Regions from separate parts of the Homo sapiens genome. Here region 2 is linked to region 1. A link is an interaction called in ENCODE POLR2A ChIA-PET data of the cell type or tissue named here. Cell type or tissue: OCI-LY7. All regions are shown on one strand. Links, peaks and the distances in the headings refer to the core of each region. The heading gives the core; the rest is flanking DNA.

Region 1 (17,307 bases), core at 4,628-12,627:
TTGAAGCTGCCGCCTGTCTTGTGGACTCCACGGGACAGGGGAAAACTGGTCCGGGAAGAAACCAACTCCCTTTTCTCTTTCGGGCTGTTCCGAGCCATCCTTCCCGAAGGACGAGACCTGAGGGAATTCCATCTTATTTTTACTTTTATGTCCTACGGGCACAGGGGACACGCTCGAATCACCAGCTGACTCAAATTGAACAAACTGAAATTGTGTAATTTTTTCTTTCTCTTTTTTTTTTTTGTTTGTTGTTTTGGGGGGTGTGTGTGTGTGTGTGTGTGTGTTTTGAGACAGGATCTCACTCTGTCGCCCAGGCTGGAGTGCAGCGGTGCGATCATAGCTCACTGCAGCCTCCACCTCCCCAGGCTCAACCCATACTCCTGCTTCAGCCTCCCAAGTAGCTGGGATTACAGGCGTGCGCCACCACGCCCAGATAATTTTTCTAAATGTTTTTGTAGAAACGGGTATTGTCATGTTGCCCAGGCTGGTCGGGAACTCCTGGTTTAAAGTGATCTGCCCACCTCGGCCTCGCAAAGTGCTGGGATTACAGGCGTGAGCCACCGCGCCCGGCAGAATTGCAATTAACTGCTGGCTAGAGGGAGCACCCCGGAAACTCGCGTCTTTCACTGGGGGCCTCCCCACTACCTCGGTTTAACCTCGACCCTTCCACGTCCCGCCGGCTGCCTTCTCTCCACCGCACGGGTCACCGCCTGACCGACTCCCTATGTGCTTATTAGTGTGTGGGGTCTATGAAAGCAGCCAATTTGTTTTTATTTTGTTCGCTGTTTTCCCGGAGCCTGAAACAGTCTCTCACACACAGCTCAATAAATATTACTCAATATTACGTCCCTTACTCAAGGGAAGTAATAGTGCGACTTAAGAAACGGACATACGGAAATGCAGGGAGTCACCTCCCGGCACCACTGACCTTGCCTCCGCAAAGGCCAACATCTGAGAAGATGCCTTCTATTCCTCCCTAATGTCTAACAAGCAGACCTTCTTTGGAGCCAGTTAACAGTTAATTGTTGTGAAAAGTGCTATTTTCTGTTGCACTTCGAAAAAAAATTATGTCAGGAGCAAATCTCCTGATCTCCTGATATTTAAAACACCCAGGCAAATAGCAATTGGCCCGCTTCCCATGCGGTGGCAAAAATCATGCAGGAAAGGTACAGCCAGTAGGTGTGGGTGGTTTTTTTTTTCTTTAATCTTTCGTAATCATAATTTGTTTCTTAGCCTGCTATCGTTCGTGGGTAATAGTCCAAATTCCTCCCTCTTTGGAAGGGAGATGACGCCACGGGGAGGAAGCCACTGTCGGGTGGGACGGTGTCTTGCCAGTTGGCTTGGGACACAGCTGCTGGTGGAGCCTTCAGAACAGACCCTGCTCGTGGGCCTGGCTGTAGATGGAGTCCTGAGCCCTGATTTCAGCTTCTGCGCCACCGCCTTTGGGGGTGTGAGTGTCAGCGAAGCAGGAAGTGGGGGAACAGAAGGGTGCCCCAAATCCAAAGTTAGGTGTAATCGTCAGCTCCCTCTGTCCTTTTCCCTGCCATAATTGCAATGGCAGGTGGACCTGGACTTAGCTCCATGGACGTAACTGCTACAGAAGACAAATTTTATCCAAGGCCAAGGGTTCCAGATAAAGCGTGCATCATCCCGCCTGTATCAGACTCGCCACCGCCGCCGTCATAGTAAGGCCAGAGCACATGCCCTCAGAGGTGGATGGGGCCGTGGCTGCATATTTGGTCTTTGATCCTGTTTTCTGGTCCAGAGCTTCCAAAACCCTTGGGATCTCCAGAGGGATGAGTGTTTTTTGAATGTCAGTGAGAGGACTGGGCAGCTCCAGGATGGGGGCTGGGAGCTGGAATTAGTCAGAACTTTCAGCTCAGACCTCTGACCTTTGGGGAGGGGAGAGGGGCTGGAGATTAAGTTAATCACCAACAGCCAGTGATTAATCAATCATGCCTACATAATGAATCCAAAAAAAAAAAAAAAAAGAGCCCCAAATGACAGAATGTGAGCCAGGCAGGGTGGCTCACACCTGTAATCCCAGCACTGGGAGGCCGAGGTGGGTGGATCACTGGAGGTCAGGAGTTTGAGACCAGCCTGGTCAACATGGTGAAACCCCGTCTCTACTAAAGGTACAAAAATTAGCCAGACATGTGGCAGACACTTGTCATCCCAGCTGCTCGGGAGGCTGAGGCAGGAGAATTGCTTGAACCCAGGAAGCAGAGGTTGCAGTGAGCCGAGACCGTGCCACTGCGCTCCAGCCTGGGTGACAGAGCAAGACGCTGACTCAAAAAAAAAAATGTGGAGAATTTCTGGGTTGGTGAACACATGGAGGTGTGTTGGGAGGGGTGGCAGCCTGGAGAGGATGAGGAAGCCCCTTGGCCTTCCACCCCCCTCACCTCGTCCTAAGCATCTTTTCCATCTGGCTGTTCTGAGTCCAATGCTTTATATTAATAATAAACCAGTACCAGTAAAGTGCCTTCCTGAGTTCTGTGAGCTGTTCTAGCAAATTACTGAATGTGAAACTGGGAGGGAGGGTGGGGGGAATGTAGGAAACCCCCAACTTTGTAGCCAAGTTGGACAGAAGTGTGGGTACCCTGGGCTGGAGTCAGGAGGCTGGCGTCTGAACTCAGGGCAGTCCTGAGGGACTGAGCCTCGGAGCCTGTGGAGTTAGTGTCACGTTTGAACGGAATCGTAGGCCACCCAGTTGGTGTCTGGAGAGTTGGGAGAACTGGTTTTCGGTGTGAAAAAAACCCACGCACTTGGTATCAGAGGTGTTGTGAGTAAAAACAGGTCAGATTCATGTATTCTGATCTCGCTACTCTGAGTTCGTTTGAATCCTGTGTAGAAAAAAAAAAGAACATTGGAACTCGTTACTGTCTTGTTTCTGTTCCATGTTCAGATAACCGCCCTCTCAGATTTTTGTGGTTGTTTAATAGTCCCTGGGAACATTTGTCCTCTCACCACCAACCAGAGTCAGCCAACTAGGATCGATGTCAGTGTCAAATAACTCAGAGTGGTTCTGTGTTGTCCTTCGCGGAAGGCAAATCCACCCGGCAGGAACGGCTGCCTCTGCAGATCCATGCGGCGATAGAACAGGGCGGAGGGGGTTGGATTTGCTGAGCCATCCGGGATTGAACAACGAACTCGCCACAGCCGTGCTGGTCAGGGAAACGGCGGGGATCGTGGGCACGGTCCCTCTGGTTTTCAGACCTGGAGAAAAGATCCGAAGCAATTTTAAATTAAGACTATATTCCCAGACCTGTCAACACTATAGTATGAATCACGGAACTGAGTACTTTCATTATTACTCACCAAACTTGCAAGTGTGTCTGCTGACATCTCCGTGCTCAATCTGCTGGACTATTGATGTGAGCACTGCTGTGCTCCAGAGGAGTTCTTAGCATGTCCCAGTGATGTTCAAAATGTAACCCGATTGCAAGGGTTCATGAGGAAACCAAGGATTGCCCGGCCAGGCTCAAGTCTTCCTCATCCTTCTTCCTTCTGCCATCTTTTGAGAATGGTCACCGTAAGTGGCATGATTTGGTAACCGGAGGTCCTGAGCACAAAGGTTCTCAAACCTGAACAGATATCGGAACCACCCACCTGGAGGGCTGGGCACACTGATTGTTTCCCGAGTTTCTAACTGAGTAAGTCTTGTGGGGATTGGGGGCAAGAATGCGCATTTCTAGCATTCTAGGCGGAGTCCCAGGTGATGCTGACCATTGTGCTGCTTAGTTCAGTCCACTACTTCTGGACCACACCCCAGAGCTGAAGAGGAAAGGAGCGACTTATGCCTGCAGGTGACCAAGGGTAGGGACCCCAGGGCCCCAGGGGCTACAGACCCCTTATGCAGCGACCCCTCCCTGGGCAGACCTACCCGCAGATGAGCTGTCAATCCTGAGGCTCCTGTGGCCAGGGCAGGGGAAAAGGGAGGCGCCGCCTTCCTCCCTTACGTCGGTGCCCAGGCTCCGGGGACAGCAGGTGCCGTGGCCACAGCTTCCGGTTGCCCTCATTGCAGGAAGAAAAGGGCTCCTTCCTGGAGTTCTCTCCAGTTCGTAGGCTGACGGCTCCCATGCTGTCTCAGAAGGGAAAGTGGCACTCAGTAGGAGGGGATCTGACACTCCCTACTCAGAAACTCCTGCCTGCCACAGCCTCTCTCTGGCTGCATGTTTGCATTTTGGGCCTTTCCTCTCTGATGATAGAAAGTATGGCTTTGTCTCCCATTCCCAGCAAAGGAATTCCAGGCTGTGGGAAGCATGCTGGGATCCTTTGATGCGGGCGGGGACAATGGCAATAAAGAACCTGTGTGAAGGAGTGCGGCGGGCAGGGCCAGCCAGGTCCACGGAGTACTTGAGGCCAATGCCTTTCCTGTGCACGCCCACCCGAGGCCTCTGCCACATCTCCGATGTGAGAGTCCAGAGCCCACCCCAAGGCCTCTGCCACATCCCCGACGTGAGTGTCCAGAGCCGTTCCCACTACCGGGCTGTCCCCACGCCACGGCCCGCGTGTGGTGTGGATCCGCCTCCTCAAGCTCCCCATCTCCTTGGAGTTTGCCAGAAGGCTGGGGGATCTGGGATGGGTCTGAGTCCCTGCTGGGTCCCTTCCTATGCTGTGTGAAAAACGGTCTTTGAGCCTGTGTTTTGTCCATGCAGCACAAGGAGAGCTTAATAAATGGGTGCTTCTATTGTTATTATCATCAGTATTACCATTATCATCATCATTATTATATTACCATTATCATCATCATTATGATCATTGCCATTATCATCATCATTATGATCATTGCCATTATCATCATTATTGTTTAGCTGGGAGCAGAGAGGGGCTGCTTTAACCGCCCCAGGGTAGTGAATAGGAAGCTCTGGTCTCCAAGAAGAGTGAGGAGGAGGGGGCGCCTGGGTGGGCACCACAGCTGAGAAGGACAGGACAAGAGAAACCCCACCTGCTGGGGCATGGGCTCTCAGACCATTCGTGTGTGTGTGCACGCACATGCATGTAACTGTGAAAGGATTCATGATTCACAGCATCGGAGAGAACTATGAACACTGCAAGTAAGTAAATGAGGCCGGGCGCGGTGGCTCACGCCTGTAATCCCAGCCTTTTGGGAAGTCGAGGCAGGTGGATCACCTGAGGTCGGGAGTTTGAGACCAGCCTGGCCAACATGGTGAAACCCTGTCTCTTCTAAAAATACAAAAATTAGCTGGGCATGGTGGCACACGTCTGTAATCCCAGCTACTCAGGAGGCTGAGGCATGAGAATCACTTGAACCCAGGAGGCGGAGATTACAGTGAGCCGAGATTGTACCACTGCCCTCCAGCCTGGGTGACAGAGCACGACTCTGTCTCAAAAGAAGCAAAAAAGCAAGCAAGCAAACAAACAAGCAAGCAAGCTAGAAGAAAAAAAGAAAGTAAATGAGTGCATCTACCTCCCAGGTCTTGGTATTCTAAATACCATCCTCCAATTAAAGGAACCAGGAGATCTCAGAGGGTTAGAGGGTTAGGGTGGGAAAGCACAACATGAGCTGGGAGCATCTGTGGTGCCCCAAAACGATGGGGACATGTCCCAAAGACACCAGGGCTGACCTGAAGGGGCTCTTCTGGGACAGTCTGAAGAACAAGATAGTATGGTAGTAGATGGATTGTGACCCATGGAATTAAAGAAGAATCTTGAGCCCATACTGATTTAAATAAATAGATGAATGAATGAGGGAAGAGAGAAAGCTTTTCCTTACAGTAGAATTCCAACCAATACATGTAGAAGGAATCATGGAACTAGAAAAATCACCATTTGGTGAATGCCACAATGTACTTGTTTCAGGGAAGAATCATCAGTGGGTGTTAAAATTAGTGGGCAAAATACCATGAGAAACAGGATATGGACAGATTCAAAGCATCTCCCCACCAGACAATTATCCATTACAAAGGGGAAAATGGTAACTTTATAGGGGAGAAATCTGGCAGACCTCACCAGGAATGGGCGGAATCAACGTCACGTCCTTCCCGACATGGTTCATAGGAAAGGATACCGAGTCACATCTGTGGTATTCCTGCCAAAAATGCATACGCTGAATCTGATCGCAAGGCAACATGAGACACCTAAAATAAGGGATGTGCAACAAAATACCCAGCCAGGACGTCTCAGAAATGTCCAAATCACGAAAGACAAAGCGGGTGGAGGAAGCGTTCCACATTCAAGGAGACTGAAGAGACATGATGACCAACAGCCGCACCCTGGACTGATCCTGAACCCCCAAAAGGCTATTCATAGGACAGTTGATGAAATGCAAGTTAATTATTATTCACTGATTATTAGCCAGTTATTAATTCTCACATTTTGATAATTGTGCTGTGGTTATGTGACGTTTAGGGAAGCTGAGCGAAGGATAAAGTCATAATAAGTCATTTAGCCACGAGGATGCATTCTCAGATTGGCCAGGTACAGTGGCTCATGCCTGTAATTCCAGCACTTTGGGAGGCCAAGGCAGGAGGATCACTTGAGGCCAGGAGTTCAAGACAGCCTGGGCAATATAGCAAGACTCCATCTCTACAAGAAAATTTTAAAAATTAGCTGGGTGTGGTGGCAGTGCACGCCTGGACTCCCAGCCACTGGGAAGGCTGAGGAGGGAGGATGGCTTGAACCTGGGAGGTTGAGGCTGCAGTGAGTCATGGTCACGCCATTGCACTCCAGCCTGGGCAACAGAGAGAGACACGTTTCGAAAAAAAGGAAAAGAAAAATCAGTTTTCTTCCACTAAAACAGTAAGTTTAATTTTCCTAATTTGCTGTTTGTACAGTATGGTCCTCTGCTCCAAGCTTAAAACAAAAATCTATAGGAAACGTCACCTTTCTAGAGGAAGCTGAGATGGAGCAGCTCTCGTTCTACAGGAGGGGCTGCACAAGCTCTCACCACACATCTCTGTCCTCAGGAAAAGCCTGTGCTGAGTGACCAGGAGTTTCTTGTCACTGCTGCATTTTCTTCTTCTTGTTTTTTGTTTGTTTGTTTGTTTGTTTTTGAGACAGGACTGTGGCCCAGGCTGGAATGAATGCAGTGGCGTGATCACCGTTCACTGCGGCCTCAACCTCCCGGGCTCAAGCAGTCCTCCCATCTCAGCTTCCCAGATACCTGGGATCACAGGTATGTGCCATCACACCCAGCTAATTTTTTGTATTTTTGGTAGAGACGGGGTTTCACCATGTTGTCCAAGCTGGTCTTGAACTCCTAGGCTCAAGTGATCTGCCTGCCTTGGCCTCCTGAAGTGCTGGGATTACAGGTGTGAGCCACCACACCTGGCCTCATCCCTGAAGCATTTTCTGCCACGTCTTAGGCTGCATTGGTGACATAATCTGGGGGCTGCCGCCCCTCACAGCTACGTGACTTCATATGCAAGCTCCTTGGCCTCACTGTGCCTCAGTTTCCTCATCTGTAAAATGGAGACAATAATAACACCTGCCCCTAGGGTGGCTGTGAGCATTGCATGAGATAACATGTGTGTCAGTCAGGAGTTTTGGCTGCAAGCTAGGGATCCAACTCTGGGTGATTAAATCAGAGAGGAATTTATTGGAGGGTATCGAGTAGCTCACAGGTTTGGGAGAAAGTCAGGAGAACTAGCCAAAGCTGCCAGAACTCTGGCCAAATTCACATCAGAGGGCGGCTCTGGCAAACTCAGGACGCTAGATCCGCATGGGGGCACCGCCTCTTGAGCCTGCTCCTTTGTCTCTTGAGTTACCTTAAGAGGCTGGGCAGGAGCTTCTGGCTCCCCCCGTGGAGGTCTCAACCTCACCCCCTTAGCTGCAGGGAAGGCTGGGGAAGTATCTGATGGTTTCAGCAGCTACTGCTGCCTCCATGGTAAGACATACCTAGTTATGAATAACTAACTAAAATAAGTCTGTAAGGTGGGGAATTCCCCAACCTAGGAAAGGAGCTCAGATGAGGAGCAAGAGAGAAAGAAGAGGGGATGGGGTGTGGAGAAGAGGAGAGGGTGCCTTTGGAGCAGAAGCCAGCCGTGGCAAGCACACGGGTTGGTCATCGCGGGTGTCCTCCACCACCCCAGGCTCCCTTGCCTCCCCTTGGACTGCTATCGGATCTAAAGAGGCTACTGAAAAAGAGGAGGCGCAAAACAGAGGCATGAGTTGTTCAAAGTCAAAGAACACAATGAGGGAAGAATTAGTCATTTCAGAACTGGAATGAAACTTACAGCTCATCTAAACCAGATGCCCCATTTTACAGAGGAATGAGGCATTCGCAGGCTAAATGACTCGTGCGGGTCCCCCAATAGCTGATGGCGAAGCTGTGAATTCAGACCCCCACTTCGCTTGAGCAGTGACGGGAAGCTGGTGACTTCAGGCTCTGGCAGGTCAGCCCGGGGTGCAGGGGGCGGCTCCTGGGCTCCTGCTCAGCAGGAGGTGGAGGGGGTCTCTCCCTTCCTGAAGCTTTGAGAGCTGGGGTGCTGAGTACATTCTTGGGCTGTTGGGTGACACCATTCCCCTCTCTGAGTCCCCCAAAGGAATAGCTTTGGCTTCCTACAGTTACAGGGCTTCCTATATTAAATCTCAGCTCTTCGAAACACCCAGAGTAGTTTATCTTGTTCCGACTGGACCCCAATTGAAACGGACAGAACACAAGGAAAAGAGCCCAGGATTTCAAGGTGGAACCTGGTTTTGCCACTTACCATTTGTGTGGCTTTGGGTAAGGCATGTAACTTTTCCACCTTAGTTTGTCCGTCTGTAAAGTGGGCATATTCATACTTCACATTAGGTCTATAGAATAGACATTTCATCAGGGTTGAATTTTTTATGTGCTTATATAAATGAATTTCTTTCTTTGTAGGGGTAAATGGGCTCAGATGGCTCAGAAAAAAAATACGCACTCGCACATGATACACACACACAGAATGATTTAGCAAATACATAGACAACTGGTGAGGAACAATTGGTCAGTGTGGGAGAAGAGGATAGAGGTGTTTTTCAGTTTGAAATTGTTTCAAAATAAATGCTTTCAGGGCCGGCATGGTGGCTCATGTCTGTAATCCCAGCACTTTGGGAGGCCAAGGCAGGCAGATCACCAGAGGTCAGGAGATCGAGACCATCCTGGCTAACACGGTGGAACCCCATCTCTACTAAAAATACAAAAATTAGCCGGGCATGGTGGTACACGCCTGTAGTCCCAGCTACTCAGGAGGCTGAGGCAGGAGAATCATTTGAACCAGGGAGGTGGAGGTTGCCGTGAGCTGAGATCGCACCACTGCACTCCAGCCTGCGCAACAGAGTGAGACTGTGTTTCTAAAACAAAACAAAACAAAAAAAATGCTTTCAGGAAAGAAGAGACAGCTGTGCTAATTTACATCTACTGAACTTCAATACATGTGCAATTTAATGCAGGGGATGTTCGTTTACTTTCTATTGCTATGTAGTGTTCTTTTTTTAAAAAAACAAAAAAACACACACACACACACACAGAAATTTTGTGGTTTAAGCCCCACCCCTTCATTAGCTCCCGATTCTGAAGGTTAGAAGTCACACTGCCTGCCTGTGGCTCTGCACAGACCTCGCCCAGCGGAGATCAAGGTGCTGACTAGCTGAGTTCTCATCAGGAACCTCTGGAGAAAACTCCACTTCCCAGCTCCTCCTTGTGGGCACAATTCAGTTCCTGTGGAGTGGGAATAGGGTCCCCATTTCCTCGCTGGCTGTCAGCGGGGTCACTCCTAGAGGCCACCCTCGTTCCATGCCACGTGGCTCCTCCTTCCGCAGGGGCAAGGGCAGGTTGGATCTTTCTCGTGCTTTGAACACTGATGTCTTCTTCTGGGTCCTGCAGGAGAAAGCTCTCTGCCTTAAAGGACTCCGGCCCCCAGCAATCTCCCATCTTACAGTCAACTCATGGGGACCTTAATTCCATCTGCACAGCCCTTCCTGGCAGCTCCTAGGTCAGAGCCGAGCTGAACACCTGGGAGGAGGCGCACACACGGGCCCAGGAACCTGGCAGCAGGCTGCTGGTGGGGGGCATGGGCTCCCCAAGGGCCCACGGTTGGCCTGGCCCAGCCCTAGCACAGCTGGTGTGCTGTGTGCACTCTTTCTGTCATCCTCCCCTCAAAACGCAGCTCCTACGTGCTGCCCTGGCTCTGGGGAAAGGTGATGAATTATCCTTTCTCCTCCATTCAGCTGAAGTTTCAGACATCAGGATTTCTCTCTAGGGAGAGGCTCTTTTCTTCTCTGTGGTGATGTCCCCGACAGAAGAAGAAGAGCGTTGTGTTGATTGTCCCGCCGTCCTGGCAACTCCACAACCAGGGGAGCAGGACAGTGCCCAGGACCCACAGGTCGGGCAGCCATCCCTTCCTTCATAAGGAACGAGGGGCCACAGGGAGGCTGTAGAGTCCGGGAAAGGCTCTTGCCAGCTGTTCACAGCGTCACTTGGGGCCTCCACAGCCCGCTGAGCCCAGGACAGTGTCACAGGGGAGACGGAGGCCCTGAGGACCCCAGAGCCGTCAAGCACGCTCAGCTGTTCCCTGTCCACTCTCAGAAAGCCCAGCCCCTGGCAAATATGCAACAGGTTTATTTTATTTTATTATTTTTTTTAATGTTGCAAAGAACCTTCATATAATTTTTTCCATAGCATCCTGACAAACTCTGGATTCAAGCGGAGGCAGCATTCACCCATTTCTCTGCCGACAAAGCTGGCCTCGGCCAGGGTAGTGACTTGCCCGGATTGCTCAGCCAGACCAGGGGCAGAGCCCCAACACCAGGTCTCCTGGCCGGCGCTGTGTCTCCTCCCGCCTCCATCCTCATCCGAAGGTTGGGACGTCACAGTCCTTGGAGGCTCGCTTAGCTGGGAACTGAGGACCTTCAATTTCAATGTACTGAGTCTTCATGACCTGCATAAGGCCGAGGAGCCTGGCTGCCTCTTTCCCAGAAATTAGTCTCAGTCTCCTGGGCCAAGTGGTTGCTTTCTACTGCATTGCGCTCCTGGAATCCTGGAATACGCTGCTGAATTCTGCAGAGGAAATCAGAGTCATGGTGACTTCAAATTAATCACATAAGCACTCCCAGAGAGAAACGGGATTCTCTGTGGTGGGGCTGCACTTTGCTTGTAATGAGGACGCTTTAGAGGCCAAACTAAACCAGGCGGGAGAGCCAGGCCGTGGGGGCGGGGCGGGGCCTCTGCTCCGGGCACTCCCTTCCTCCACCTGTTTCCTCACCTGTAACATGCAGACAGTGTTCATCAGTGGCCAAATGTGAGGAGCAAATGCCCTTTTTTTTTTTTTTTTGAGACAGTCTCGCTCTGTCACCCAGGCTGGAGAGCAGTGGCACAATCTCAGCTCACTGCAACCTCCGCCTCCCAGGTTTAAGCGATTCTCCTGCTTAACAAAATAGGATTCTCCTGCTTAACAAAATAGATTTTTCTCCAGCTCAGGCTGGAGTGAATTGGCGCAATCTTGGCTCACTGCAACCTCCACCAGGTTCAAGCGATTCTCCTGCCTCTGCCTCCCGAGTAGCTGGGATTACAGGCATGTGCCACCACACCCGGCTAATGTTTGTATTTTTAGTAGAGACGGGGTTTCACCATGTTGGCTAGGCTGGTCTCAAACTCCTGACCTCAGGTGATCTGCCTGCCTCAGCCTCCCAAAGTGCTGGGATTATAGGCGTGAACCACCACGCCCGGCCTGCACCCAGCCTATTTATTTATTCTTAACTTTAACTTTTTTTGCAATAAGCCTTTTGCAGTCCTACATTTATTTATTTTTAACTTTTATTTTAGGTTCAGGGATACATGTACAGATCTGTTATATGGGTAAATTGTATGTCACAGGGGTTTGGCGTACAGATTATTTTGTTACCTAAATTATAAGCATAGTACCCAACAGGTAGCCTTCTTTTTTATTATTTTTTTTAAATTTGAGGCAGGGTCTTGCTCGGTCACCCAGGCTGGAGTGCAGTGGCATGATCATGGCTCACTGCAGCCTCTACCTCAGGCAATCCTCCCACCTCAGCCTCCCTAATAGCTGGGACCAAGGGCATGCAGCATCACATCTGGCTAATGTTAAGTTTTTGTAGAGATGGGGTTTCGCCATGTTGCCCAGGCTGGTCTCAAACTCCTGAACTCAAGCGGTCTGCCCTCCTTAGCCTCCCAAAGTGCTGGGATTGCAGGTGTGAGCCGCCGCGCCCGGCTGACAGATAGCTTTTTGGTCCTCACCCTCCTCCCACCCTCCACCCTCAAGGAGGCCCCGGTATCTGTTGTTCCCTCCTTTGTGTCCTTGTGTCCTCAGTGTTTAGCTCCCACTGATAAGCAAGAACATGCGGTATCTGGTTTTCTGTTCCTGTGTTGGTTCGCTTAGGATAATGGCCTCCAGCTCCATCCATGTATAACTTTATTTTATAATACAGAAAACATCGAACAGTCATTGTTAAGGAAAACTTTGATGACTGTTCCCATTCAGAAATTTATTTATTTAAATGTCCTTGAAATTTTTTCTTTTGGAGACAGAGTCTTGCTCTGTCACCCAGGCTGGAATGCAGTGGCGTGATCTCTGCTCACTGCAACCTCCACTCCTGGGTCCAAGCGATTTTCCTGTCTCAGCCTTCTGAGTAGCTGAGACTATGGGCAGGCGCACACCGCCATGCCTGGCTAATTTTTTTATTTTAGTGAAGACAGGGGTTCACCAGGTTGCCCGGGCTGGTCTCAAACTCCTGAGCTCAGGCAATCCGCCCGCCTCAGCCTCCCAAAGTGCTAGGATTAGAGGCATGAGCCAACGCACTTGCTGCCTTAAAATTTTTAAACTGCATTTATAATATTAATACTTTATACTTTTAAATACTTTAATTTATTCACAAGCATTCTCAAGTGCTTAACAACTAACTCTGGCGAATCTCTGGTTTTTTTAAATGTTCCCATACTGCCTACAATCTTAATAAATTGGCGTTGAATATCTGAGTTTAAATCACAAATCTATATCAATTACCCAATCACATATTTTGAATTGGAATCAAGAGGCCAGTCCATTCATTGCATTTAAAATTACAAGTTAAAATATGCCACATCCTCTTAAAACAGCAACTTCTTAAAATATCAAATATGTAAAGATTGCCTAAACGTAACCCCAAAATATCAAAAGTATGAGTTGGTTTCACACTCCTCTGTGTAAACAGACTTTTCCAGGGTTAAGAGAGACTTATCCGGTAAAGAAACAACGATGTCATTACCAGCAAGTCTGGGGTCCTGTCCCAAGGAACTGAAGTTGCTTATTGACCGGGACAACCCCTGCTCAGGACCCAGAATTGAATTCTTGCCTGTAAAAGGGACAGAAAATACGGAGGCCTGTTGGAGCTCTTATAACAGGAGCTCCTGGCCCCCCACGGGGAAGGGGTCCCCAGCACGCTTGCTTCCAGACCTGCTGACTCTCCTTCGAAGACCATGGTGGTCTCAGGGGGTCAAGAGCCCACCCGTCCAGGTGCCTGGCTGGTTGGCTTGGGACACCCCTGGCCCAGTCACACCTCAATTCAGGTGACAGTCCAGGAGCTGTCAGCAGACCCCCTCCTGGGAGTGTGGAGAATGAGCATTTCTCTATCCTTGCCAAAAAGCAATCTCAGTTAGGGCAGATGCAAGAAAACCACATCATCTTTCTCTCCCTGTGGGGCAAGAGCTAGCTTTATTAATTCTGGTGTACAAATTAGTCATTGCTGTCATTCCAGCTAAATCGAGGTCAGCTTTCTCCCAATTTATGCTGAAATTAGCAAAGACCCTTCTGATTTGACAGTCAAATGGGAAGGGAATTGATGGATCCCAGCACAGAGGTTGAAGGTGAGAGGCTGCAGGCATCCCAGGGTGCCCTGCGCTTCTGTTGCAGTCTTTTTTTTTTTCTTTTTCTTTCTTTCTTTCTTTTTTTTTTTTTTTTTGAGATGGAGTTTCACTCGTTGCTCAGGCCGGAGTGCAGTGGCATGATCTCGGCTCACTGCAACCTCCGCCTCCCAGGTTCAAGTGATTCTTCTGCCTCAGCCTCCCGAGTAGCTGGGATTACAGGCACGTGCCACCACACCTGGCTAATTTGGTATTTTTAGTAGAGATGAGGTTTCCCCATGTTGGCCAGGCTGGTCTCGAACTCCTGACCTCAGGTGATCCACCCCCACCCTCAGCCTCCCAAAGTGCTGGGTTTACAGGTGTGAGCCACTGCGCCTGGCCTTCTGCTGCAGTCTTGATGCCACGTGCTTTACTCCCTGTCTCAGAGAAAGAAAAAATTTTTTTGCTCTTTCCCTAGAAACCAAGAAAAGTAGGTTAATCAGACAAACAAGTGGTAAAGATAAAAGACTCCCCCGCTCCCCACTGACCGCACCACACACACACACTCACAATCACACAGACACACACACACACACACACACACACACACACACACACTCCTCCAGGTCCTGGCTCTCCTCCTACTGCCCCAGCAGCTGAGCCTGCAGCTCTCCCTGCTCCCACCTCCACCTCAGGGGCTTGGACTCCTCTGCCCTCTGCTCACCTTCCCCATGGCTGCCCAGTCATCCCCAACTGGCAACATTCACTGTGATGGGAAGGGCACAGGCAGCTCAAGACTAAGTCGCTTCAGGAAGACGGGAATCCCCCTGTTCACACCACAGAATGAGGTTTCCTGTGTGCAGAGGAGGAGGAGGGCTGGGAAGAAGAAGCTGGAGACAGGAAGGAATGACGTGCAAATGATGTGAAGAGAAACGACACTTCTAAGTCATCAAGAACAGAGTGCTAAGGGGAAAGAGGTCTGTACTAGAAAATGAAAGATTTGGATTACATGGAGAAATTTTCTGAAAGTGAAATCTGTTACAAATAGATTTGGCTGGCCAGGCGTGGTGGCGCACGCCTATAGTTCCAGCACTTTGGGGGGCCGAGGCGGGCAGATCGTCTGAGGTCAGGAGTTCGAGACCAGCCTGGCCAACATGGCGAAATACTGTCTCTCCTAAAAATACAAAAATTAGCCAGGTATGGTGGCACACACCTGTAATCCCAGCTACTCGGGAGGCTGAGGCTGGAGAGTCACTTGAACCAGGGAGGTGAAGGTTGCAGTGAGCCGAGATCGCGCCATTACACTCCAGCCTGGGTGACAGAACAAGACTCTGTCTCAAAAAACAAAACAAAACAAGAAAGAGAAAAAGAAAAAGAAAAAGAAATGGCTTCTGGGATATAGGATCTGCAATGCATGAAACCACAGCCTGGCTTTCTGTCCCAAGCTCCTGCGCTGCCGTCTACACTCCTGGTTGTTCAGGCCCCTCCTAACAGCTGTGTGTGCATGTGTGTGCATACCACGCAGATTGCGTGTGGCTCTGCATGTAGAAGTTCAGGCATCAATAACAGGACTGCTGGAATTATTTTAGGTAGGGAGGCCTCCTCAGTGCACCCCAAATCTCACCCCCTGGGAAGATCACTAAGCTGTTAACATGAAACCAGTGTTGACTGAAAAATGTTCATCAACTTCACCTAATGGTTTTTGCTGATGGGGTAGAATCTTATCTTTCGAGTGTGTTTGCACCCTTCAGAAATGCTTTCGGCTACATGTAAATGAGAACCTGACTCATGGAGGCTTAAACACATTGGGATTTGTTTTTCTCACAAAACAGGAAGGTCTGGAGGCAGCAGCAGTTAATCCTGCTTTGAAGGCTGAATCATGTCAAGGACAGCCTCTGTAGCTCCTGCACCCTCTTCCTCAAGGCTGCAGCTGGGCTGCGGTAGTGGCATCACGCTGCATTTGGGATTCGGGCAGCAGCGTATGTCCCTTTAATCCGGAAGGCTCAGCACTCTCGGAACTCCTCCCCACCCCCAGTGGATGTCTGCTTGCGTCTTCTTGATTAGCTGCAAAGTGGTGCTGAGAGAGAGCAGATGGAACGTTTCTGAAAAGTTAAATACAAGAAAGGGTTTGGGAATGTGAATCGGGTTGGTCTTTTCCCAGGTCAGCCCCAGTGCACCTCTTTCTAGAGAACACACTGCCCCCGCCAAAGGCTTGGAGGGCCACCCTCAAGACCACCTGAGCCATGGCATCCACCTTCCCGAGTCCTGCATATCCAGATGAGGTGCAGGCGTCCGCCTGGGGTCCAGAGGGAGCTCCTCATGATCCCACCAGCTATAGCCCAAAGACTTGTAGTCCATCATCAACACATGCAGTAAGGAATGGTGGAAGAGGAAACAGACCATTGCAATACAATCCCCCTTCAGAAACTCAGAGGATGGGAAGACAAAACGAGTCACACGCAAGATCCCGCTGGAAGGAGCAGTGAGGTCTCCCTGCCCTGGCGATACAGCAAGCTCCCCAGTGAGCCAGCCTGGCACCTCGTATCAGACCTTCCCACTGACTTCTCTGGTCTCTGGGAGGGTCCTCCAAGACCTCATCCAAGCAGGGCCCTGGGCGGGACACCCCTGATGGAGAACATAGGGTTTTGCAGTTCAGTTCTTGAGTATGGGTTCAGGGGCTGCAGATGGCTTCACGGCCTGAACAGACAGGGGCTACTGCTAGCCAGCCTGAGGGCTGCTTTGTTCTTTGTTGCTGTTTTTGAGATAGGGTTTCACTCTGTTGGCCAGGCTGGCGTGCAGCAGTGCAATCATAGCTCACTACAGCCTCGACCTCTGGGGCTCAGGTGATCCTCCCACCTCAGCCTCCTGCATAGCCGGGACCACAGCAGGCATGTGCCACTGCACCCAGTTAATTTTATTTTTTTTAGAGATGGGCTCTCACCGTGTTGCCCAGGCTGGTTTCAAACTCCTGGGCTCAAGTGATTCTCCCACCTTGGTCTCCCAAGGTGCTGGGATTACAGGAGTGAACCACTGCACCCTTTGGTTTCTTGGACAATGTAATTACCTTACACATCTAGCTGTAAATTCCTGGTCTATTCTGTTTGGTCCCATGCTCAAGCAGCCATAGCAAAGGCCTTCTCTCCACACATCATCCAACCTAACACCTTCCCTCTCCCAGAGACTGGCCCTGGTGACCTGCCCACCTCCTCTTCTGTCTCCTGGAGGCTGGCCCTGGTGACCTGCCCACCTCCTCTTCTGTTTCCCAGAGGCTGGCCCTTGTGACCTGCCCACCTCCTCTTCTGTCTCCTGGAGGCTGGCCCTGGTGACCTGCCCACCTCCTCTTCTGTCTCCTGGAGGCTGGCCCTTGTGACCTGCCCACCTCCTCTTCTGTCTCCTGGAGGCTGGCCCTGGTGACCTGCCCACCTCCTCTTCTGTCTCCTGGAGGCTGGCCCTAGTTGCAGGAAAACAGGCTTAGGGCTGCCACTGATTCTACATTATGGTGAGTTGTTTAATTATGTCATTGCATATTACAATGTATC
Region 2 (10,573 bases), core at 2,449-10,448, 100 kb before region 1:
ATGCTAGGAACTGTTTCTTTCATTCATATCTTATAAAATGAACTCCTAGCTTTCAGCACAATCTCGGGCCATTAATAGGAACTCTCCCTCTCAATTACGAATGAACGAATGAACCTGATTTAACCCAGCCTTTCTCACTTTTACATAACACCCTCTGGGTGATGAGGGCATTTCCAGTCCAACGTGCTTATATCCTTAGCTGCCCTTTCCAGCTTCTCATCCCTCCCTAATCCTTTGTGAGCTGTGGATTTAGAAGACCAAGAATTACTTGTCTCGGTCTAATCTGCTTGCAAAAGAACTAATTTATTACCGTGTAAGAGAATAGCGACAGAATCTTAGCCCAGATTCTCAACTGGGCTAAGGTGTGCTTTGTAGGAGGACCTGCCCCAGAGCACCTGCTAAATACAGCTTTTCTGGATGCTGCGCCCAAATTCTCAGGCCTGCCCCGAATTGGAATACGGTTAGTGTTTTCCTCAAAAAGAATGAGCAGCCAAGTTGGTCCAGAAAGACCATGGTCCCTCCAGAAATTCCCTTCCCCATGGGCTTCACTAATATTCCTGCAGCCTGTGGTGGTTAAGCTGCCTGGGAAACAGGAAGTTTGGTCTTCACTACGTGGCCTTCACTTCGTGTTTCCCTGTGTGTGTGGTACATTCTCAGCCCTAACAAGCGAGTTGATGTCTGCTCTTCATTTGACATCCAAACAGCTGAGTTAAGGCCACGCTCTCCCCTCAATGGGATGAGGAAGAAATCGCTGACACCAGCTTCAGGTGCAGTGGCTCACACCTGTAATCCCAACACTGGAGAGGCTGTGGAAGGATTGCTTGAGCCCAGGACTTCAAGACTAGCCTGGGCAACATAGTGAGGCCCCATTTCTACAAAAAATAAAAGTATTAGCTGGGCGTGATAGTATGTACCTGTAGTCTCAGCTACTCGGGAGGTTGAGGTGGGAGGATTGCTTGAGCCCAGGAGTTCGAGACCAGCCTGGGCAACATAGTGAGGCCCTATCTCTACAAAAAATAAAAACATTAGCTGGGCATGATGGCGCACACTAAGTAATCCCAGCTATTTGGGAGGCTGAGGTGGGAGGATCACTTGAACCCAGGAGTTGAAGGTTGCAATGAGCTATAATCGTGCCACTGCACTTCAGCCTTGGGCGACCTAGCAAGACACTGTCTCAGAAAAAAAGAAAAGGAAAGAAATAGCTGACACATTGCACTCCTAAAGCCTGGCAGTTATAAAATGACAGAAGAATAATTTCTCTCACACCTTCCCCACTCCATTTGAGGAGCTCTGCAAAGTTGAATTAGGGAAAGAGAACAGGCCCCAGAAGGAAAACGTCTCAGCCTCTATGGGGAGCGTTGCAGGAAGCGGCTGCCTCCACTGATGGGACTAGGGTGACAGCACCCAGAGCCTGCCCAGGGTCGTGTCCCAGTTCCCTTCCCAGGGGGAAGAAAGGGTGTCTCCAAAGCGAACACTGTGGGCTTCCTTTTCTTTCTTCCTCCTCTCTCTATGCTTGCCATTCCTGACTAACTTCATCCATGATGCCTTCTGGGATTTAATAACTAAGTAAAGATAGTCTTGGTTGAGTTTCCTTCAAATCTCAGAACTGACAAAATATTCTCAATATGTTGTCCCAGGACCAGCTGCTTGGGACGTGCGGCAGTTCCGAGGATTACAACATGGTTGTTAAAGGGATCTCTCTTTTTTTCTCTAATGAAACGCGCTCTGGAGCACTGGCTTTCTTCACAGATCTCTTGGTTGTCTTGGAACTTGAAGGACCTGAGCATTCCTAGAGAATCAATTAGACGTTAGCTCTGGTAGGGTGTTGCCGAGTCTTCCAGTATTTTTTTATCCCTAATACTTAGAACAGTGGCTTGCATATAACAGGCATTCAGCAGATACTTGCTGATACAGACAGCCTCCCCCAAGTCATATTATAAAAGCCTCACTGGAAAAACTAAGACAAGCCCCTTTGGGCTGGTCAGTAACTGAATCTGCTATAAAGTAAATTATAGAAATAAAATGTTTAGGCCGGGCGCAGTGGCTCACGCCTGTAATCCCAACACTTTGAGAGGCCGAGGTGGGCGGATCACCTCAGGTCAAGAGTTCGAAACCAGCCTGGCCAATATGGCGAAACCCTGTCTCTATGAAAAATACAAAAATTAGCTGGGTGTGGTAGTGTGCACCTGTAATTCTAGCTACCTGAGAGGCAGAGGCAGGAGAGTCGCTTGAACTCAGGAGGTGGAGGTTGCAGTGAGCTGAGACCACACCATTGCACTCCAGCCTGGGCAACAGAGCGAGACTCCGTCTCAAAAAAAAAAAAATGTTTACAGAACACTGCTTCAGGGCACTACGGTGGGAACAGTTTCATCCCACAGGTTCGCCTGCACACATTAGAGACCATGCATAATAGTTAAGGCGCATGAGGAAAACGAAGTGAGGATGTGGCTGGGCTGCCATCAGGCTGGAAAACGAGGTACCTGCTTCTGTACATAGGGGTGATGGTGTACCCTGGCCAGGCCCGTCCTGGGCAGGAATATAAAGTGTTAAATATTCTGGAGAGTGGGAGGCAAGGAGTTCATGGAAATCAGAGCTTGCAGAGACTTAGTTCAGAGACTTAAGAATTCATCTACAAAGGAATGATCATGAGTCCACAGTAGTATAAATAAATGACTGAATAAGTAAATAAATGGGGAGACGGAACAGATTTTCCTTATGAAAGAATTACAAATAAGTGTAAAAGGAATAAGGAAAATTGAAACTCACGAATAAGGGCCTGGCAAGGTAGCATAAGCCTATAATCCCTGCACTTTGAGAGGCTGAGGCGGGAAGAATCACTTGAGGCCAGTTAAAGACCAGCCTGGGCAAAATAGTGACACCCAACTCCACAAAAAATTTAAAAATTAAGCAGGACATGGTGGTTCACACCTGTAATCCCAGCTACTCGGGGGGCTGAGGTGGGAGGACTGCTTGAGCCCAGGTGTTAGAGGCTGCAGTCAGCTATAATTGTGCAACTGCACTCCAGCCTGGGTGACAGAGTAAGATCCCCATCTCTTAAAAAAAAAAAAAGAAAAGAAAGCAAAAAAAAATTAAAAAAAAGAAAACCACCATTAGAACACCACAATACAAATAATATCTGCTGCAAGGAAAATACACTAATGGATGCTAAAATTAGAAAGTGAAACATTAAGGAGAAACAGGATATTTACATACCCTCAAAGTATCTCCTTCACTGGTAGTTTTTGTATGTTGAGATGGGGTCTCACTATGTTGCTCAGGCTGGTATCGGACTCCTGGGCTTAAGCGATCCTCCCACCTTGGCCTCCCAAAGCACTGAGATTACAGGCATGAGCCATGCGACCTGGCCTGGTGATGGTTTTAACACATGGCCACAGATTCTTTGATACTGCTCCCTTCCGGAGGTGGAGCTCATTGCCCTCCCCTTGAAAGGGAGCTGGACTAAGTGACTCCTTCCTAAAAAATTGAAAGTTGAAGGGGAAAAATACCAGCCTGGTAAGAGTGGTTAGACACCACCTTCACCAAAGATCAAAGTTAACATCCCCAGAAGGAAGTCCTGTGTGGCCGTGTCCCCTCAGAGAGGATGTCATGAGAAGGGCGCTTCACCTCGGTGGGATTCTTCCCAAAATCCCTAACCAGACTCAGTCCCATCATGAGAAAACATGAGACAAACCCAAACTAAAGAACATTCTATGGCCAGGCGCGGTGGCTCACAGCTGTAATCCCAGCACTTTGGGAGGCCAAGGTGGGTGGATCACGAGGTCAGGAGTTCGAGACCAGCCTGGCCAACATGGAGAAACCCCGTCTCTACTAAAAATACAAAAAAATTAACCAGGCATGGTGGTGTGCACCTGTAATCCCAGCTACTTGGGAGGCTGAGGCAGGAGAATCACTTGAACCTGGGAGATGGAGGTTGCAGTGAGCTGAGATCATGCCATTGCACTCCAGCATGGGCAACAGAGTGAGAATCTGTCTCAAAAAAAAAAAAGAACATTCTACAACATACCTGACTAGTACTCTGCAAAAGCATCAAGGTAATAAAAATAAAAAGGAAAGAGTGAGAAATTGTCACAGATTGAAGGAGTCTAAGGAGATAAGGTGACACCCTGGACTCTGGATGCTGAAACAGAAAAACGGCATTAGTGGAAAAACTGGTGAGACCTGAATGAAGTCTGTAGTTTTGTTACTAGTACTGTACTAATCATGTTAACTCATAGTTTTGACAAGGGTACCATGTTGTTGTAAGATGTTTATATTACGGGCAGCTGGGTGAAACATAGACAGGAACTCTCTGTACTGTCTTTGCAACTCTTCTGTAAATCTAAAATTATTTCAGGCCAGGCGCGGCGGCTCACGTCTGTAATCCCAGCACATTGTGAGGCTGAGGCGGGCGGATCACCTGAGGTTGGAGTTCGAGATCAGCCTGGCCAACACAGTGAAACCCCATCTCTACTAAAAATGCGAAAATTATCTGGGCGTGGAGGCGGGCACCTGTAATCCCACCTACTAGGGAGGCTGAGACACAAGAATCGCTTGAACCCAGGAGGCGGAGTTTCCAGTGAGCCGAGATAGTGCCACCGCAGTCCAGCCTGGGGGACAAAGCGAGACTCCATCTCAAAAATACATACCTACTTACATAAAATAAATTATTTCAAAATAAAAAGTTTTCCAAAAACCATCTAGTCTAAGCCCTTTCTTGTACATGTAAGAAATCTAGGAATGCTAACTTGCAAACGTCCTGCATCCTAGCACTGAGCATGAGATAAATAGGAGCTTGGCCTATTGTTTGCAAAGCAGTAAAAGACTATTGTGAATGTAAGCAAACTTCTCAGTCTGTTTTAGAAAAGGGTGAATGTGGAAGTTGGGGATCCGAAAACATTCCCTTAAAATTATCTATGCAAATGTACCCCTCAGAAATTCTTCATTGTCAGGCACGGTGGCTCATGCCTATAATCCCACCACTTTGGGAGGCCCAGTGGGGCAGATCGCTTGAGTCCAGGAGTTCGAGATCAGCCTGGCCAACATGGTGAAACCCCATCTCTACTAAAAATACAAACATTAGCCAGGCGTGGTGGCGCACACCTGAAGTCTCAGCTACTCGGGAGGCTGAGGTGGGAGAATGGCTTGAGCCCGGGAGTTCAAGGCTGCAGTGAATCGACATCATGCCACTGCACTCCAGCCTGGGCAACAGAGCAAGACCCTCTCTCAAAAAAAAATATTAGAAAGTCTTCATGTTCTCCAGGAATAGGAAATCCCCAAAGATGCTGTCTGGAAGAGGTAGGGAGGGAAAAACACATAGCCTTACAGAATGGACATCTGGTCCCCAACGTTATGTGAGCATCTTGAGTTATGACCCACTCCAGAAAATCTGTTGTTCGTCTGGACACTGACAAACCTCTCCACAGCCCCAGGGACAGGAAACCCTGCTTGCTAATTAATATGCGACTCAACTCCCTTTCCTGTGATCTGCTGACTCATGCAGGAGCATCCTGGCAGTCTGTGGAGCCCTTAGGCTGTGATGTGACTCATCTGCGAGTCTAACAGACCTGGTTTATCTCAGTTATGGCTGAGCAAAATCAAGCAGCGTCCTTAAGCTCTCCTGACTACAGTTCCATATCTGAAAGGTGGGGATAATAGCATCTACCTTGCATTTGAAACGCCGGGCATGCATGCTCAGATGAATAACTACCACAGCGGTGCTCTCTCTGTGCCAGGAACTGTCAGGCGTGTTTCATTCATATTTCATCTTCCCCAGTGGGGCAATTCTCAACCCCTAAAGTCAGAAATACCATCCGACCCAGCAATCCCATTACTGGCTATATACCCAAAGGAATACAAGTTGTTCCGCCATGAAGACACATGCACGCGTATGTTCATTGCAGCACTACTCACAATAGCAAAGACATGGAATCAACCCAAATGCCCATCAATGATAGACTGGATAAAGAAAATGTGGTACATACACACCATGGAATACTATACAGCCATGAAAAGGAATGAGATCCTATCCTTTGCAGGGACATAGAAGGAGCTGGAGGCCATTATCCTCAGCAAACTAATGCAGGAACAGAAAACCAGATACCACATGTTCTTACATTTAAGTGGGAGCTAAATAATGAGAACACATGGACACATAGAGGGGAACACCACACACTGGGGCCTATCAGAGGGTGGTGGGTGGGAGGAGGGAGAGGATCAGGAAAAATAACTAATGGGTACTAGCTTACTGCCTGGGTGATGAGATAATCTGTACAACCAACCCCCATGACACAAGTTTACCTATTTAACAAGTCTATACATCCTGCACATGTACCTCTGAACTTAAAATAAAAGTTAAAAAAAAAAAAAGATTTAGTTCTCCCAATAAGTCTGAGAACTATGGCATTCCTTCACATCTTTTTTTTTTTTTTTTTTTTTTTTTGAGATGGCACCTCAGCCAGGCTCAGTGGCTCACACCTGTAATCCCGGCACTTTGGGAGGCCAAGGCAGGTAGATCACCCGAGTTCAGGAGTTCAAGACCAGCCTGACAAACATGGCAAAATGCTGTCTCTACTAAAAATATAAAACTTAGCCGGGCTTAGTGGCATGCACCTGTAATCCCAGCTACTCAGGAGGCTGAGGCAGGAGGATCACTTGAACCTGGGAGGTGGAGGTTGCAGCGAGCTGAGATTGTACCACTGCACTCCAGCCTGGGCAACAGAGCCAAACTCTGTCTCAAAAAAATAATAAATAAATAAATAAAAATTTCTCCAAAGACATTTCTCAGGGACTGCGCCAGGGGTCCTCTTTAGTCCCAAGGGCTGAAGTGTCATATTTTGAGGCGATTCGGGTGTCTTTATGGGGGTTTTCTTTTCACCTGGTCTTAGGAGTATGTCAGAAACTGTAGGTTGAAACCAGCGCCTTCACAAATTGTCTAGACCATCAATGAATTGACTGGAAAGACCGGCTCACACACCGAGAACAACTGAATCCAAACCCACTTATGTTGTCTTGCAAAATATGAGCTTAAAATGAAGTTTATAAAACAGTCTTTAGCTGGGCGTGGTGGCACACGTCTGTAATCCCAGCACTTTGGGAGGTTAAGGCAGGCAGTTCACTTGAGCTCAGGAGTTCAAGACCAGCCTGGGCAACATGGCGAAACCTCATCTCGACAAAAAATACAAAAATTAGTTGGGCGTGGTGGCACATGCCTGTAGTCCCAGCTACTCGGGAGGCAGAGGTGGGAGGATGACTTGAGCCCTGGAGACGGAGGTTGCAGTGAGCTGTCACACCTCTGCACTCCAGCCTGGGAGACAGAGCAAAACCCTGTCTCAAAAAACAAACTTTAGAACTCACAAGTATTGTGAAATTCAGATTTTGAAAACTCACAGAAGGCTTTGAATTTTTGTTAATACAATATTTTTAATTCAAAAAAAGTTACTTTCAACGACATCTTTGCTCACATTTCCTTTCTTCTATAAAGCCTTCCTAAGCCTCCTTCTGCAAGCTGAATGAACGCCTCACTCTTCACCAGCACATCATCTGGGTCTTCTCCCCAGCACTGGTTATCCATTTAGTGACAGAGCCCACTGCGGGCCAGGTCCGTATGGACGATGACGGGGCACAGGGAGCTGCCCTGCTCTCCGGGATCTTAGGCCCAGGTTCAGGAGACAGAGGGCAAGGCATTCAACACACACTGCGAAAGGTGTGCAGGGACTCGGGAGACGGGAGGCCTTTTTGGCATAGGCTTTGATAACTGAATGGGGATGGGGAGGAAGTGTCGGGGAGAACCCCGGATAGCTGGGGAGACCTCCCAGGGGAGGGAGCGGCACTCTCGAAGGCCCTGCGGTGGGTGCACGTTGGCAAGTTCGAAGACCTGCAGGAGGCCAGTGTGGCCGGAGCTAAGGGAGTGAGAAGTGGAAGGAACCGAGCCCAGGCAGCGAATGGAAACGACTGGTGTGTACAACGTCCACCCCTCTCCGGCCCCAGCCCTCCTCTCCCCGACAGCATCCACCCGGTTACTGAATCTTCCGTATTTAGTCAGTGACTGTGGACCTAGCCCATCTCTCAGATGAATCTCAGAGCTGGCCCAAAAGGTCAGAGCCCCTGTGGATCCCCACAGCCCGGCCGGCCCAGGACCTTACGATACACAGACATCCTCTTTGGGAGCAGTCTTTTAATTTTCTGGGTAGTCAGCCTGAAAGGCTAGGCCAGATTTCCGTCAACGCCACTGCTCCATCCCTGCACCTGACACATCTCACGCCATCAAACGTGGCTCAGAGCTTGAGGAGGTGGCCTCAGGTTCCCCAGAACGCTCTGCCCCGTCACGCTGCAGCCAGATCGCAACCCTGGGAGTCATCTCGCAACAGAGGTGCCAAGTCTCTGCCGCCTGTTCTCTTCACAGCGTGGGCGGCAGGCGCCTAAGGGATGAAGACTCACTGGGGAGTCAAGGCTATTTCTGGAGCGCAGCAGTGGGGGGCTCCGGAAAAAAAATCAGACCAAGCAAGACGCTGGTCACGCATACCAGCTGCAGAAGGAACCACTCCAGGGCTTCCTCCACGCATGGTGTTTGCCACGCTCCACCCTGAACCCTGCCCCATCTGCAGAGATGCAGACGCTGAGGCTGGAAGTGAAATAACCGGCTCAACCTCTGGCAGCCAATGAGCGGCAAAGAAGTCACAGAAGCTTGAGTTTTATTCCCTGCAGAAACATGGAAGAAGCCAGGAGATGGGGAAGGGCAGGTGAAAGGAACCTAACATGAAAGATACCTTCTGTAGTGCCAATGAGGCAAGAACTGGTGTTTAAAAGGGCGCGGGGAAGGGGTATAGAATGAAGGGAGTAAAACCGACGTGGGGCCAGGCACAGTGGCTCATGCCTGTAATCCCAGCACTTTGGGAAGCCGACGCAGGCAGATCACCTGAGGCCAGGAGTTCAAGATCAGCCTGGCCAACATGGTGAAATGCTGTCTCTAATAAAAATACAAAAATTAGCTGGGCATGGTGGTGCACACCTGTAATCCCAGCTACTAGGGAGGCTAAGGCACGAGAATTGCTTGAACCTGGTAGGAGGAGGTTGCAGTGAGCTGAGATCGCGCCACTGCACTCCAGCCTGGGCGACAGAGTGAGAAACAGTCTCAAAAAAAAAAAAAGAAAAAAAAGAAAAAAATTAAATTAAAAATAAAAATAAAACATGAAGCCTATCAATTAGAAGAAAAATTGAGACAGCTCATTCTCCCCAAATGCAGGCACTAGACACTCTGTACTTGAACATCCTGTTGAAAGGAAGATAATGAAGTGGTGAGTTGGCAGCTCCGTGGCGCATCTGCCGTAAACATCAATTAAAGACTCTTCTTTCCCCCACGAAAAGACCAGAGGTTTACTTCGTCCATGTATTTCAACCAGGTATTTTATTGGTCTGGCAACTGCAAAATATACAAATTTCTGAAAGGCATCTCCTGTTTGAAAGCTAGCATAGCTTTATATCCCAGGTCATTAATTCAGACAAATACACAGAACACAGAGAAGTCATAAGTCACACATAGGAGGCTCCCAAACCAATTAACAATGAAACCCAATCTCTACAGCTTTCTATTGTTTAGGCTCCTTATACATATTAAATAAATAAATAGCACATCTGCTATCAAAATAATAAAAAAATAAATTTCAAGTATTACAAAGAAAAATATCATTGGTGTGGTTCCAAACAGTTTTTCTTCTCTCTCAAAATGAAGAGCTTTGCCCGTGGTCTCAGGACAGAATAAGGAGGGGGGAAACTCACCCAAAAACAAATAGGCAAAGTTAAAAATATTGGTCCCCGTTATTTTGTGGGGTGGAGAGTTGGAGGAATCAGTAGACGCCAAAAGTTCATGACTGTAGCTCAAACCCAACCCCCGCCCCCGGCCCCCGTCCAATGTCCCCTCAAAAGGCAGGTCACTGGCTTGCAAAGTAGGCAGTGTTCTCCTTTCTATAGTATCTCCCTCCCTGTCCAGATTCATGTTACCTCTCTCCCTATCTAGGCCCTTCGCAAACTAAAAGTCCCGTGTTAGACCAAGGCTTCTGTATTTAGGTATTGATTTTAGGTAGTCAGAGGGGAGAGGGGACCACAGCTATCAAGCCCCTATCTGTATCAAACTTCAGAGTCGATGTTCAAAGAATGAGGCCTGCGAGGGGGACACGAGAAACTATTCTCAAGAGCAAAGCAACAGGCCTTCCATGTCAAATCGAAAAATACAACCAAGTTAAGCACAATCATGCACCCGTGCACGTCCACCCCCTACCCACATATTCTGATGAGACTCAACATCCAGGGAGAGAGAGAAAACTGCGCGAGCCTGGAGCTGCACGGGAATGCGGACAGAGACATCCTCTCCAGCAGACGCCAGCCAAAGTGGGTGCAACGGGCGGGGAGGGCTTGAATGGTTCAGCATGAAAATCCCCCACTTGATTGTACCATACCTGAAGCACAGCCTCAGTTCCTACTCAATTCCAACCAGGAAAAAAACATGCATTCTTTAAAAGCTCTTCCCAAAAAACAAACAGCAACGGCTCTTCTCTCCACGCCCAGTTTCAGGTGTCTA

Evidence for each region. ChIA-PET counts read pairs that join two places held together with the same protein. Peaks named below come from ENCODE experiments on the same cell type or tissue, not always from the same donor. Only the 100,000 strongest peaks of a DNase experiment are listed, where the experiment ranks them.
Region 2: POLR2A ChIA-PET joins it to region 1 with 5 read pairs; 4 of 35 experiments call an interaction of 5 or more read pairs at or near these places.

Annotation. Positions count from the first base shown.
Region 1 is chr10:6,127,364-6,144,670 of GRCh38, reverse strand. It overlaps LOC101928080 (a long non-coding RNA gene), which reads left to right and starts at 3,040. Exons shown (of 3, transcript XR_930619.3): 1 at 3,040-3,653. LOC124902369 (a long non-coding RNA gene) reads right to left here and starts at 4,003. Exons shown (of 3, transcript XR_007062043.1): 1 at 3,884-4,003; 2 at 3,319-3,514; 3 at 1,190-3,216. RefSeq lists a cis regulatory region at 1-24, a silencer at 1-38 and enhancers at 129-248, 7,799-8,098, 9,441-9,988, 9,989-10,537, 14,474-14,553 and 2 more. In OCI-LY7, for the core only: no CTCF peak of the experiment used is centred there; a DNase peak (open chromatin) is centred at 9,420.
Region 2 is chr10:6,234,344-6,244,916 of GRCh38, reverse strand. It overlaps PFKFB3 (6-phosphofructo-2-kinase/fructose-2,6-biphosphatase 3), which reads right to left. Exons shown (of 15, transcript NM_004566.4): 15 at 9,385-10,573. Among named protein-coding and RNA genes, the nearest start is that of PFKFB3, 37 kb to the right of the region's middle. In OCI-LY7, for the core only: no CTCF peak of the experiment used is centred there; no DNase peak of the experiment used is centred there.